Regions from separate parts of the Homo sapiens genome. Here regions 2, 3 and 4 are each linked to region 1. Evidence: chromatin contacts called from ENCODE Hi-C or POLR2A ChIA-PET data. All regions are on one chromosome and are shown on one strand. The core of a region is the stretch at or near the end of the contact, and the rest is flanking DNA. Distances in the headings are between cores, read along the strand shown.

Region 1 (3,358 bases), core at 859-3,358:
GCCATATTTTATTAATATCACAGTGTGTAAACACTGGATATTATAAATATCACATCGATATTTCATTGATGTCACGGTGTGTAAACACTGGATGTTGTAAATATCACAGCGATATTTCATTAATATTTCATTTCATTAATAATTTCACAAACTGCCCCACTGACCTAGGGCCAGCCACAATATTACTTTCATGGGCCCTAGCTACTTTGTTTTTGTGCACCCCTTCTTCCATAAAATAATTTTAAAGTGAATATTTTATGACTGAATTCATAAAATGACTATCATCCAAGCTGGATTCATTATTATATATTGCTTTTATTACATACCTTTTCTTCTTCTAATTTAAAAAGAAATTACAATTAAAACATTTTCACAGGTCCCTAAAATTACTGTGTGTGTCCTGTGCCTGTAAGGGAGAAGTCAGCCCTACACTGACCCCTGGATTCTCAGCTCGCACCAGGCTCCCTCACACACACTGTTCTCCAGCCCCTTTCTGCTGTCTTTGCACAAACTTTGCCCTCTTCCTTGAACACTCTCCCTTGCCTTTTTCCTCATTTATGTCCTCTATCCCGCACAGAGCATCAGAATCCCCTTACAGCACAGATCACTGGGCCTGACACCTGGCTTCTGATTCAGCAGTTGTGACATGGGCCCCAAAGTCCACCTTTTCTTTTCTTTTCTTTTCTTTTCGTCTTTTTTCTTTTCTTTTCTTTTCTCTTTTCTTTCTTTCCTTTCTTTCTTTCTTGGTTTTTGTTGTTGTTGTTGTTGTTGTTTTGTTTTGTTTTGTTTTTGAGACAGAGTTTCGCTTTTTTTTGCCCAGGCTGGAGTGCAATGGCGCGATCTCGGCCCACTGCAAACTCCGCCTCCCAGGTTCAAGCGATTCTCCTGCCTCAGCCTCCTAGTAGCTGAGATTACAGGCGCCTGCCACTGGCTAATTTTTGTTTTTTTAGTAGAGATGGGGTTTCACCATGTTGGCCAAGCTGGTCTCAAACTCCTGACCTTAGGTGATCCACCCGACTTGGCCTCCCAAAGTGCTGGGATTACAGGTGTGAGCCACAGCGCCTGGCCCAGAGTCCACATTTTTAACAGGACCAAAGTGATCCTGATTCTGCTGGTCTGAGGACCACACTTTGAGAACTACTGCTTTCAAGATGAGCTGCACTTCTATTTCCTCTACCAAGCCTCTTCTGTCTCCTAATTGGGTCACATTTCTCCTTCACACGCTCTAGAAGGACCAAAGGCCACTGCTTTATCAGTGTGATTTTTTTTTTTTTTTTTTTTTGCATTAAAAACTTCTTATCTTCTTCTTCTTATTTTTGAGACGGTCTACCTCTGTCAGGCTGGAGTGCAGTGGTGCTATCACGGCTCACTGCAGCTTCGACCTCCTGGGCTCAAGCGATCCTCCCACCTCAGCCTCTTGAGTAGCTGGGACCACAGGTGTGTGCCACCACGCCTGGCTAATTTTTTATTTTTATTTTGTAGAGATGGGGTTTCGCCATGTTGCCCAGGCTGGGCTCGAACTCCTGGATTCAAGTGATCCTCCCCTCTTGGCCTCCCAAAGTGTTGGAATTACAAGCATATGCCACTGCATCCAGCCCTGTGTGATTAATTTATGTTTCTACCATTTGACTGTGAGCTCCACGTGTCTTTTCGCTAGCTGTGGGATCTGCACCCAGTGCATACAGGTGGTCGGTGAACAGGTGCTGACAGCAGTTCCAAAAAGTTGAATGAATCACCTTAACCTTCCAGCAACAGCGAATGCGAGTGTAAAATATTATCACCTCACCAACACTGTATTTTTTTTTTTTTTAACTCTTCCAGCTCTAAATTCCACAACTCCTCCTATACCTCTTGCTTCCATAGAAGCCCAAGGAGCCCGGCAGAAACTGCTTTGAGCAACCAGGAACACCCGGCCCTAAGTCCCGCCCCGCGCCTCTCCCCACCTCAAGTCCCGCCTCTGGCTATAAGCCCCGCCCCGCCCCGATCCCGGCCTCCGATCCCAGATCTCGCACCGCCCCGCCCCCTGTCTCCGCCCCAGACACCACCCCGCCTCGTGCTCTAAGCCCCGCCCCTCTCTCTGGCTTTAGGCCGCTCCCAAGCCCAGAGCTGCTCTGCGCAAGCGCGACCGACCGAGCAGCTCCGAGGAGTCCGCCCGGAAACAAACATTCCCCAGGGCAATGTCACGACTTGGTCTTCCCGAGGAGCCAGTCAGGTAAAGGCTTTCCGGGCCCTGGCACCCCGAGCTTGGTCAGGCCCGGCCTTGATCGTAGCGGAGGCCACCGGGGCCTTTTGGCCGGGACTGATTTTGCAGCTCCCGCCAGTCCACCTGCGAGCGCCGGATGGGGGAGCACTCGCCTCCAGCAACCCGCAGGGTCCCCGAACCTTTGCACTGCTCTGGCCAGGAACAGAGCCGGCTTAAGCCAGTATGGTTTACATACACGCTGCTCCCCTTCCCAGCCGGCTTGGCTGTTCTGCAATCCGCGTCTCCAGAGTTGGACCCCAGGACCCCCGACAGTGGCACAGACCCGCAGCAGGCAGCCCCGGATTCAAGTCCCCCGGTGGCTACTTTCAGTTGTGACCTTGGGTCTGTCAGTTTCGTAAACTCTCTGAGCCTGGAGGTGACCCTGTGATCACTTGCCGGGCTGTTGTGAGGATAAAATGAGAAACGTCAAAATTGAGACCATGCTCAGAACGGGGTGGCTGCTACTGCTGTTGATACCTTGGTGATTATTCCAGCGGCCAGCCCCTAAAGTGGACAGATAACGTTTTTGCAGCCTTTTACTTTGGCTGGTTTGTCTGGTCAGTTCTGTGGTTTCCGGGTGGTTAAAAGCCACCAGCCCACAGTTTCCTTTTCTGGAGGCTGGCCTGCGTGCATCCAGATGCACTGTGCAATCCCTGTGCCAGCATTCACTGATTTTTTTCAGGCCATTTGGTCTTTGAAATACACTGCCGTTACCCAACCACATCTGGTGAGCACCCTGCCACCTAGAAAGAGGCAAAAAATAGCAAATACCTCCTGCAAACAACTGCTTATCTAATGATGGGGAGATTTATGACAGTGGTTACCATTCCCTGAGCACCAGCTGTGTGCCAGCCACAGTATATGAACTGCATCATTTAATCTTCTTAAATATCCTCAAGCCTGACACAAATGAAGATGAAACTCAGAGAAGTCATTTGTATACACTTTTTTTTTTTTTTTTTTGAGACAGAGTCTCACTCTGCCGCCCTGGCTACAGTGCAGTAGGCAATCTCGGCTCACTGCAGCCTCTGCCTCCTGGGTTCAAGCGATTCTCCTGCCTCAACCTTCTGAGTAGCTGGGATTACAGGCATGTGCCACGATGCCCGGCTAATTTTT
Region 2 (3,444 bases), core at 516-3,015, 4.4 Mb after region 1:
GTTTACTCTCTCTCTTTTTTTTTTTTTTTTGAGACAGGGTCTCCCTGTGTCACCAAGGCTGGAGTGCAGTGGCGCCATCTCAGCTCACTGCAGCCTTGATCTCCCAAGCTCAAGTGATCCTCCCACCTCAGCCTCCCAAGTAGCTGGGACTAAAGGTGCGTGCCACTAGGCCTGGCTAATATTTTGTATTTTTTGTAGAGATGGGGTTTCACCATGTTGCCCAGGATGGTCTCAAACACCTGGGCTTAAGCGATTTGTCTACCTCAGCCTCTCAAAGTGCTGGGACTACAGGCATGAGCCACTGCGAATGGCCTATCTTTCAAAACATTATGAATGCTTCCTTCCCTCTTTTGGAAATTCCACCTCTTTAAACATGACATGTAACAGTTTGCTACTCTCTAGAAGTAGTGCTTAGTGACAGGCATCACAGAGTACAGAGTAGTAATAAAGAGCCAGGGTTCTGGAGCCAGACTGCCTGAATTCCCGTCCTGTCTACACTACTTATTAGCTGTGTAACTTTGGGTAAATTACTTATTTCTGTTTCAGTTGCCTTAGCTGTAAGAAGAGAGTTACTGCCTGTAGTCACCTCAAAGTGTCATTATGTGAATTGCATAGGTTAATATACGCAAACCACTTCAATCATTGTCTAGTACTATAAATATTTGCCATTTTCTTGATACTGTTCCCCGTTTCAATAGCTTTCCATTGCTCACAAAATAAAGGAAAATATCTTTAATCTGGCCTCAAATTCCCTGCACGTTGTGACCATTGCCTACTCTGCAACCCCATTTCTTAGTACTTGCCTTCCAGACATACTGAATTGTCTCTAATTCTTGGAAATTTCCATGGTTTTCTTTTTCTTTCTTGCCTCTCAGACTTCTGAACTCAGTTTCTCCTAGTTTAGGACGCTGTGCCTTCCACCCTCCCAGTAACCTAGAGACTACCCTGCGAGACTCACCCTCTTCTCCCTGGAAGAAGAGGGAGTTCTGCCAGCAGACTGTCTTTGGACTTGGACTGAGTACTTCTCTGGGTCTCCAGCCTACTGGCCCACCCTGCAGATTTTAGACTTGCATCTCCACAGTCGTGTGATCCAGTTTTAAAAATACCCCCTCTCTCCATACACATATATACACATATACATCTTGTTGATTCTGTTTCTCTGAAGAACTCTACTAAAAGAAGTATTATCAAAATTAAAAAGGAGCTTGAACTCATGTAGCCTAATGCTCTTCTTTTTAAAGATGAGGAAAAGAGATATTCAGAGAAAGAAGTGAATTTACCTAAATTACCCAGCTAAGGAGTTACACTTCCCATATATCATATTTATTGCATATATAAGTAAGCAACAACTTCTCGAGAAGCTCGGTGAGTCCCCAAGGTCCCCAGCGCTTCTACCCTCACTGCACTGGGTAAGCTGTACCCTGACTGCTTCTGTGTACTCAAGCTCCCATCCGCCCGCGGGCCTCCTGAGAGAGTCGGCCTAATTCGTAAGCTGGTTCCCAGTAAACAGTGCAGAGCAGGCGCTAAGTGAATGAATGAGCACGAGAGCTGGAAGCCCTCTGAGGCCTCTCTGGTGTCCCTTGTCCGCCCGCCGCCTCGGCCCCGGCCAGGTTGGAAGGACCGGGTGCCCCTACCGCCCGGAGTGGCGCTCTCAGCGTCCCCGCACCTTCATGCGCAGTAGATTCTTGGACAACCTTGTCTTTCGCTCGGCCGCCATGGTAGCTTCCGCCCAGCGCCGCACTCCGGCCGCGAGCCTCACCGCACATGCGCGGAGCCGCGTGCGCAGCTGCGTCCCTCGCGTAGTGCGCGCCGCCCCGCCCCGCCCCTCCCCTGTGTCTTGCGCGCGGGCGCGGCCACTCAGCGGGCGCTCTGCTGACTGAGAGGCTCGGGTAAGCTCGCGGGGTGGCGGGCGCGGGGATGAGCGCGGCAGACCGCAAAAAAGCCGAAGTCAGAGGACGACCCAGAACTTGGCTTCCCCGAGCCGCGGGTCGCCTTCCCGGGACGTCGGCCTGGCCCCCTCGGAGGCCCATCCTCCCTCGGGGACTCCCTTCCTCAGGGACCCCCTCCACACTCAGTAGTCCTCGCCAGCCTCAGAGAGGTTTCCGCCACGCCTGCCACCCGCCTGGGCCGTGTTACCCACGTGTTTTGTCTTCATAACGTGGGTGGCGGGCTCCCTTTGTTCTGGGTCGCTTTGCAGGGTCCAGGTCGTTTTCTCTTCACCAGGACCCCACGAGTTGCTGCTTTCCTCACAGCAGCCCGGAGTCCCGGGGGAGCGCGGCGGGGGCCGCCCCAGGCAGGCTGGCTTCATTCCCAGGCTGCTGCCGATGCGTGTCTGGCCGAGTGATCTCTGCTAAACAGAAGAATCTCAAGAAATGGCAAGGGATGGAGGCAGGGATGGGTGCCAAAGACACATGAATGAGAACAAAGCCTGGTTTTGATCCAAAGAATTGAAAAGACCATAGCGAGGGGCAACATAGGGAGACCCCACCTCTACAAAAAAAAAAAAAAAAAAAAAAAAAAAAAAAATATATATATATATATATATATATATACACAAAAAATATACAAAATATACATACAAAAAATATATACAAAATATACAAAAAATGTACAAAAGATACAACAAAAATAGCTGGGTGTGGTGGCACGGATCTGTGGTCTCCACTACTTGGGAGGCTGAGGCTGGAGAATCACTGGAACCCGGGACGTCGAGGCTGCAGTGAGCTGACATCCCGCCACTGGACTCCAGTCTGGGCTACAGAGTGAGGCTTTGTCTCAAAAACAAAACAACAAAACAAAAAAGAATTTAAAAAACCACTGAAAATAGGGTAGCGTTCCTACCCTGGTGTTTAATGCTCTGGGTACCACCTAAACACGTTTTCGAAAACCATTCCCAGGTCCGACGCTTTGGAACACCCTCAAGCTAATAGCATCTCGGCTGATACCATGAGTTCTACGTCAGATTGTTGACCTGGTCACCTTAGGGCTAATTAGTTCACTTAATCCCCATAAGAACCGGAAAGAAGGTATTGTCATCGTGTTGTTAAGGATTCTGAGACACAGAGTGGGTAACGCACTTGGTGTTCACACAGCTAATCCATGTTAGAGCTGAAATTCAAACACCGATTTGGATGTTAAAAGCCCTTTAGGTTTTCCCAGGGGTAAATAAAATCATTGTAATGTACCAAGTGGCTACAGAATCTCATTCACTTGTGACTGTGTGTGAGATGCCGGGGGTATAATAGCGTGTAAAAACACATATCCCCACCTTTCCTGAAGCTGATATTCTGGACGTAAGTAAGTGGCGACTGCTATGAAAGAGAGAAAACAGTGATGTGACAGAGTAACGCTTAGGGTTACTTTAGACCAGGTGGTTTGGAACGGCCCTTGTCAGATGATGGTGCTAAGGCTTGAAAGTTGAGAAAAACGTGTTTTATGAAGAGT
Region 3 (3,550 bases), core at 89-2,588, 3.3 Mb after region 1:
TTAGCATACAAAAAAACACCAATTTGCTGATTCCAAGGATTTTAGGAATTGCATGCCAGGACAAAGACCAAATATATACTTCACATTATCACAGTTATCTTGCAAGGCAAAGGGACTTGGCAGTTGGAGAAATTATCCTGGATGATTTGAATGGGCCCAATGTCATCACAGGGGGCCTCAAGAATAGAAGAATCAGAGGGATCACTACTGAAGAAATCAGAGTGATGTGATGTGACGAAGACTCAACTCACCGTTACTGATTCTGGAGATGGAGGAAGGGTCCGCAAGCCAAGGAATGTAGGCAACCTCTAGAAGCTGGGAAAGGCAAGTGAACAGATTCTCCCCTGGAGCCTTGGGAAGGAATACAGCCCTGCTGACACCTTGATCTTAGCCCAGCAGTCTCATTTCTTTTGACCTCCAGAGCTGGAAGATAATAAATTTGTGTTAAGGCAGTAAGTTTGTGGTAATTTATTAATAGCAAGAGAAAACGAATATAGCTGCTAGTATGTAAAAGGTGGAAATTTTCACATAAAACTCTAGCCATACCAAAGATGAGTAGCAGCTGCCCCCTTTTAATAAAGGATGTGTTTCCAATTTCACTGCAGTCCTCACCCCTCCCTTTTGTCTACCCCAGCCTCCTATGTCCATTTACATGAACTACCCAGTCTAAGTATTAAGTTTTGTAATCGTATACTGAACTGCAGTGTCTCCCAAACAGTAATCCTAATTTCAGCAGCTAAAATAGAAGCAAGCAAATCCAGCCTTCTTAAAATGATTAATCCTATCAATAATAACAATCTTTTCATTTGTATAGTGTGGTCTAGGTCAAGTTACTTAATTTATATAAGCCTAAATGTCCTTCTCTGCACAAGGTGGGGCAAGTTACAGTACATACCCGCTACAGTCGTTTTGAAGACAAAATGAGACACAGCATGAAAAGTGCATCCACCAGACCCACCTGGTACCCAGTAAGGCCTAGGTAATAAACAACGGCGGAAATCAGTGTACTTCTGCCTCACCTGCCACTAGACATTTGGGTTGTTTCTAATCTTTGGGAAGTAAACGCATTGCTCAACGTATTGCTTTTTCTTTTATGTGACTACTGCCTGAAGTCACTTTCCTAGGAAGAATGGATCGATTAGAGAGGCGGGGCAATACCTTTTACCTGCTGGCAGGTGAAATTTCGCCTCCTGGCGGCGTCACCTAAAGTCCTCTCCCTCCAAGGCGCGCCCTCCGCGGCCGGCAGGGGGCGCCGCGGCCGCCTGGGCCCGCCGGATGCTAACAAGCCTGGCGGCCTCGCCCCCTGCCGGAAGTGGCTGCGGCGGGGGCGGGGCCTACGAACTGGGCCGGGCGGCCGTGCGGGAGCCATGGCGGCCTCGGAGGCGGCGGCGGCGGCGGGGTCCGCGGCTCTGGCGGCGGGTGCCCGGGCCGTCCCGGCGGCCACGACAGGAGCCGCCGCCGCCGCCTCGGGCCCGTGGGTGCCCCCGGGACCCCGACTGAGGGGCAGCCGGCCGCGGCCCGCGGGGGCGACGCAGCAGCCCGCTGTCCCCGCGCCGCCGGCGGGGGAGCTGATCCAGCCGTCGGTGAGCGAGCTGTCCCGGGCCGTGCGGACCAACATCCTGTGCACCGTGCGCGGCTGCGGCAAGATCCTGCCCAACAGCCCCGCGCTCAACATGCACCTAGTCAAGAGCCACCGCCTGCAGGTGAGCCCGACGCGGCCGGCGGCCCGGGGGGCCGGGCCTGGCTCCAACAAAGCGCCCGGCGCCGGCGCGCGAAGCCGGCCTCGGGGGGACGAGCGCCCTGCGCGCTGCCGCTGCCGCTGCCCCACCGGCCTCTGCCCTCCCCGGCCGGAGGCGGCTCTCGAACCCTCGCGGCAGGCGCCGCAGGTGCGGCCTCTGGGGGGGAGGAGGAGCTGGGAGCCCCGGGTCCGCCGTACGCGCCAGTTCCCTGGTTCCCTGGCTCCCTGGCCCCGAGTGTCGTGCCGGACGCCGGCCCAGGCTTTTTACACTTTTTTGCCTGTGAGTTCTTAACGGCGTTTTGGCGAGGGACGCATCGTCTCCATTATATTAATGAGAAACAGATTATGCAACCTAGATGATGCGGGGCTTTAAACCGGGGCCTCTGGTTCTAAAGCCCTGTGCTTGCCACGACACCCACAATGCCGCCCTTGGGTCCTGCCCAGTGGACTGTATGTGCCACAATAACTAGAAGAGAGGGTTTTAAATGTTCTCACCACCAAGAGACAATACGTTTGAGGTCGAGGACATGTTAAACACTCTGACTTGATCACTATGCAATGTATATGTCCATCCATGCTGCACACCGCACCCCATCAGTAGGAATAATTACTGTGTGTCGATTATGAATAAAAAAATGTTTTAAAGGAGCGGTAGGTTTGCCTCTAAACACCATCAGTCAGTTTCACGGTGTTGGTAAGATCAGCTCAGGACTGAGACCTAAGGGAAATTGCCCCTGTGGCTCTTCTTTAAGAGGGGGACACAGTAAATACACCATGACAATAGTCTCAACAACCCTCCACGTTATGCAAAACAGGGCAGTCATTTTCAACCTTGGGACACATCTGTGACAAGCTTATTAAAAATCCAGATGTCCAGCCCCACCCCGGACCTGTTAAGTCACAATCTCTCAGTCATTACAATGGCAAGTTTCCTTCCACCACTCTAGGCCAGCAGTGACATAATTCAAAAGCGCAAGTCATTGAAAGCAGTTCTGCGAATATGTAGCTTTTGATGATCAGGAGTAAATTTAGAGTACCCAGAATATTGCATGTTCTGTCTGCCCATAGTCAGGCTTCTGATAAGAATTTCACAGCAGAAAACTCTGAGGTTGTAGTCTCTAGTAGGACAGATGTGTCGCCAATGAAGAGTGATCTGCTCTTACCACCATCTAAACCGGGATGCAACAACGTTCTCAATTGAAGATCAGGGAGCCAGTCAGGAAATGTACCTGAGGTATGCTGAGGAAGACCGTGCAGGTGGGGCCGAATTGTTGGACTGAAAAGCTCTGGGTTTCTTTCAGCACTCAAGTGTAACTCTGGGAATGGCTTTCAACCTGTTGTTTTGTTTTCATACTAAATTTTAACTAAATCCTTTTCTTCCCTATTGTTTTTGTGTTTTTTTGTTTGTTTTTGAGACAGAGTCTCACTCCATCACCCAGGCTGGAGCGCAGTGGCGCCATCTCAGCTCACTGTAACCTCTGCCTCCGGGGTTCAAGCAGTTCTCCTGCCTCAGCCTCCCTAGTAGCTGGGATTACAGGCACCTGCCACCACACCCTGCTAATTTTTTTTTGTATTTTTAGTAAAGACAGGTTGCACCATGATGGCCAGCTTGGTCTCGAACTCCTGACCCTCAGGTGATCCACCCACCTCAGCCTCTTAAAGTGCTGGGATTCCAGGTGTGAGCCACCGCGACCGACCTAAATCCTTTATTTAATCATAACTTAGGTGGATGAACTATTTCTTAATAGTTTCTGTTGTTCCTTTCTGTGGAGTTGTTGTTAGGAGCTCTAGCTCTTTAAAGACCCTGGTAAA
Region 4 (3,382 bases), core at 670-3,169, 4.0 Mb after region 1:
CCTCCCAAAGTGTTGGGATTACAGGCGTGAGCCACCGCACCCAGTCCCCCAACTTCCCTTTTTGATTAAAACAGATTGAGGTGACTTTTCTTCTCACTTGTAACCAAAAAAATTCCAAATCTTTTGGCACTCCATAAATAGCAGTCATGATGGTGAAGCTGGTGGGGATGATAAGGAGGCAAGTTTGTTTTTTTTAAGATAGTCGTGCTCTGTCACCCAGACCATGGCTCTCTGCAGCCTTGACCTCCTGGGCTCAAGTGATCTCCTACCTCAGCCTCTTGAGTAGCTGGGTCTACAGGCATGGGTCACCATACCCAGCTAATTTTTTTTTTACAGGCAAAGTCTCACTATGTTGCCCAGGCTGATCTTGAACTCCTGGACTCAAACAATTCTTCCGCCTCAGCCTCCCAAAGTGCTGGGATTACAGACATGAGCTACTGCTCCCAGCCCAGGAATTGGAATTTTTTAGGGCATCTGGAGAGGTGAAAAAGGGGGCCAACAGGCTGGATGCTGCAGGAAGGAAGGGGAAAGGAAGAAGGGTTGGTTTTTCTGGATTCAAAGTGTCTCATCTTAACTCCAACCCTGGACTTTAAAAATAATGTTATGCAGTGGAACCTTTTTCCTGTTGATTCCATAAACATTCAGCAAAGAATATAAGATGATTAAGTGCTGGTTGTAAATGACCTCCAGCAACGGGGCTGGGTTTTGCATCCAGGTCACTGCAGGGCTGAACTAGAAAAGGTTGTGTTGGGTAACCCAGCCCAAGATTCAATCTTAATCGGTCTAAGCCAGTGGTGGCATTCCTAGCCTCCCTCCCACTGATTGGCCGGGAAGGGCATATGACCTAGTGCTGACCCATGAGAGGTAAGGAGAGTTGCCGGAAGCCTTCTTGGATGACCTGTGGCCACAGGAACCTCTCTTTTCTGTAAGTTGCAATATCCCTTAGGGTAGTCACTGAAAATCTTCATGTTTGACCATCCTCTGCCTTTCCCAAGTTGAATTTTGCTCAGTTTCATCCAAACAACGACTATAACTCAGGGTTGCATTCAACATATTTAACAACCGAGATAACATGGACCCTGACTAACTAATAGCCACTGGCCACAGACTGCAGGCCATATGGTAATTACCAGCTGGATGTCAACCCCAAGTCTGCTCCCTATTATGGGCTGCATGTAGTTGGCTCCTGGGGATACAGAGATAAATTATGTGGATTTACTGTTCTCAAGGTGGGCAGTCTGGTAGCTTCTGTAAGAAAAAGTAGGTTAGGTCTAGAATGCCAATGTTTCGCATTTTCCCTGTAAATCTCAGGTTCTGACCTTGGCTGACATTAGGGTCAGGGGGGAGCTTGGCCCAGGCTGATTCAGCAGATCTGGAGGGGCATGGGCATGTATGTTTAAACAAAGTCCCAGTTGGGAACCTCTGCTTTCAGCTATCCATTCAGAGGCCGAGTTCAGCGGCCAGACGTTATTCCTGAGCCTCCTGGCTGTCATACAGCGAACGACCTGACTCTCTGTAGGGGCGAGACTAGCCCATTCAGAGGTGCGTCCTTCCTTTTTCTTTAGAAGGGAGCAAGTGTGTAAAGGAGGAAGAACAAGGGTGCACTTCTGGGGACAACATAATGTCACAGAACCAGGGAAGGAATTTCATGGCCCCTAGAAAACTCAATAGGCAAGAGGATGCCATAGTCGAATGGAACCTCTATTAACCCCAAAGTCAGACAGGACCAGCCCATGGGTGCTCAGGGCACTGTGGCACAAACAAGGCCGGCCTGCTGGATAAAGGGAGGTAGAAACGCTTTCAGCCCTCCCCGGTGCTTCCCGGTTTATAACTTCATCTACTCGTGACACGTGGGGGTCCGCCGCCGCCACTGGCAGGGTGCCTTGAGTGCTTGAGTTTTCGCCCCCAGCACAGGTGGAGAACCCAACTCCCAGAAAACATCTGGGGCGGAAACGGAAGCATGGCCGCAGCGGTGAACGCACTGCATTCTGGGAAATGTAGTCGAAACGGCCGCTGGGGCAGAGTGAGCACCCACAGTGGTGCCTTCTGGGGAGGGTCGTTTTCACGTAGTCCAAGAGCCAGGGGTGGGAACCGCGGGGCTCTCACCCCAGCGCCGGGAGGGGATGAACAACTTTTGGATTTTGAATTTAAGTGTAGGATTTCGTTTTGTCAATCTCCAACCCTAACACCCAAGGAGGCAGAGAATAAGAGCAATATACACTTCTGTGATGCCATTCATGTCTGCATTGATTATTTCTCCGTCGAACTTGAGTAAACAGGCAGTTTAACCTCCCAAGCATCTGTAAAGTGGGCATATTAATAATTCCCACTTCTCAGGCTTGATAACGTCAATCAGGTAACTGGTACAGTGCCTGACACACCTTCATTGCCCTCTTCTCTTGGAACCAGTGGAGCCTACAAAGCAAACAGATGTGCTTTGTAACCAGGAGTATGAATTCTGCTCCAGGAGAGCACGGGGGACTTTGTCATATTTTGGGAGTTGTAATTTCATTAAATTCCAGCCAAAATTCATAGGCAAAAACTTAAGGAAATCTTGTCACATAAAGGGATTCAGCAAAGGTACACCAACCACCTTGCTAGCCAGGACACAGTGAGATGAAAGTTAAAAGCATATGACAAGCTTCTGGGTCAAGCATTCTCAAACAGTACTAGCGATAGTATTAATGGGTTTATCCTCTATAAAGAGTAATTTGGCAATAGCTTTCAAAATTACAAAGGCATATATGTGCAGCTTCAGTGATTCCCCCTCTAGGAATTTCTCCTGCAGACATACTCCAAGATTTTCAAAATGACAAAAGTTTAAGAATATTAATGGGACTGGGCGCGGTGGCTCACACCTGTAAGCCCAGCACTTTGGGAGGCTGAGGCGGGCAGATCACTTGAGGTTAGGTGTTTGAGACCAGCCTGGCCAACATGTTGAAACCCCATCTTTACTAAAAATACAGAAACTAGCCTGGCGTGATGGTGGGTGCCTGTAGTCCCAGCTACACGGGACACTGAGGCACAAGAATTCCTTGAACCCGGGAGGTGGAGGTTGCAGTGAGGTGAGATTGTGCCCCTGCACTCCAGCCTGGGCGACAGAGGAAGACTCTGTCTGAAATAATAATAATATTATTAATGGTAGTATTGTTTTTTAAATAAATGATTGGAAGTCATCTACACATCTGTGGATAGAGGATGAGTTACATCAATTGTGATGTATCCATATACTGGAATACCATGCAGCCATTTAAAATAATAAGGTGCAACATCATCTATATAATATTCTTGCAAAAAAATGTTTAACCTAAATCTATTATGAGGAAAGAAACAGAAATTCAAGTTAAGAGAGATTTGCAAAATGCCTGGACACTCAAAAATG

Evidence for each region. A loop is a pair of places that touch in the nucleus more often than their neighbours do. ChIA-PET counts read pairs that join two places held with the same protein, here RNA polymerase II (POLR2A). Pooled maps may share reads with other maps.
Region 2: a map of B cell shows a loop between it and region 1 (30-fold over the local background). The contact joins the promoter of MPHOSPH6 here to the promoter of NUDT7 in region 1. A Hi-C loop is called at or near these places in 2 of 168 maps with a recorded cell type or tissue (B cell and naive thymus-derived CD4-positive, alpha-beta T cell), 1 of 37 single-sample maps with no recorded cell type and 7 of 50 pooled maps.
Region 3: a map of CD4-positive, alpha-beta T cell shows a loop between it and region 1 (7-fold over the local background). The contact joins the promoter of ATMIN here to the promoter of NUDT7 in region 1. A Hi-C loop is called at or near these places in 1 of 168 maps with a recorded cell type or tissue (CD4-positive, alpha-beta T cell) and 5 of 50 pooled maps. POLR2A ChIA-PET finds 5 or more read pairs at or near these places in 1 of 52 experiments (BJ).
Region 4: a map of CD8-positive, alpha-beta T cell shows a loop between it and region 1 (31-fold over the local background). The contact joins the enhancer-like site here to the promoter of NUDT7 in region 1. A Hi-C loop is called at or near these places in 2 of 168 maps with a recorded cell type or tissue (CD4-positive, alpha-beta T cell and CD8-positive, alpha-beta T cell) and 7 of 50 pooled maps.

The regions. Positions count from the first base shown.
Region 1 is chr16:77,720,406-77,723,763 of GRCh38, forward strand. NUDT7 (nudix hydrolase 7) reads left to right here and starts at 2,109. Exons shown (of 4, transcript NM_001105663.3): 1 at 2,109-2,212. The coding sequence starts at 2,178. RefSeq lists an enhancer at 1,947-2,241 and a silencer at 1,955-2,084.
Region 2 is chr16:82,168,459-82,171,902 of GRCh38, forward strand. It overlaps MPHOSPH6 (M-phase phosphoprotein 6), which reads right to left and starts at 1,766. Exons shown (of 5, transcript NM_005792.2): 1 at 1,667-1,766. The coding sequence starts at 1,717. RefSeq lists an enhancer at 1,623-1,767, a cis regulatory region at 1,695 and a silencer at 1,742-1,901.
Region 3 is chr16:81,034,504-81,038,053 of GRCh38, forward strand. ATMIN (ATM interactor) reads left to right here and starts at 1,339. Exons shown (of 4, transcript NM_015251.3): 1 at 1,339-1,703. The coding sequence starts at 1,368. CENPN-AS1 (CENPN antisense RNA 1) reads right to left here. Exons shown (of 4, transcript XR_007065134.1): 1 at 2,234-3,550; 2 at 252-423. RefSeq lists silencers at 1,159-1,448, 1,659-2,008.
Region 4 is chr16:81,744,417-81,747,798 of GRCh38, forward strand. All of the region lies in intron 2 of LOC105369213 (a long non-coding RNA gene), which reads left to right. It also overlaps a transcript of PLCG2 not described here. Among named protein-coding and RNA genes, the nearest start is that of PLCG2, 33 kb to the right of the region's middle. RefSeq lists enhancers at 1,136-1,755, 1,645-2,094 and a silencer at 2,718-2,910. Within about 2 kb of position 1,920, at least 13 of the 41 ENCODE cell types and tissues checked have a DNase peak (open chromatin) inside an H3K27ac peak, as active enhancers do; they include CD8-positive, alpha-beta T cell, where a contact is called at or near this core.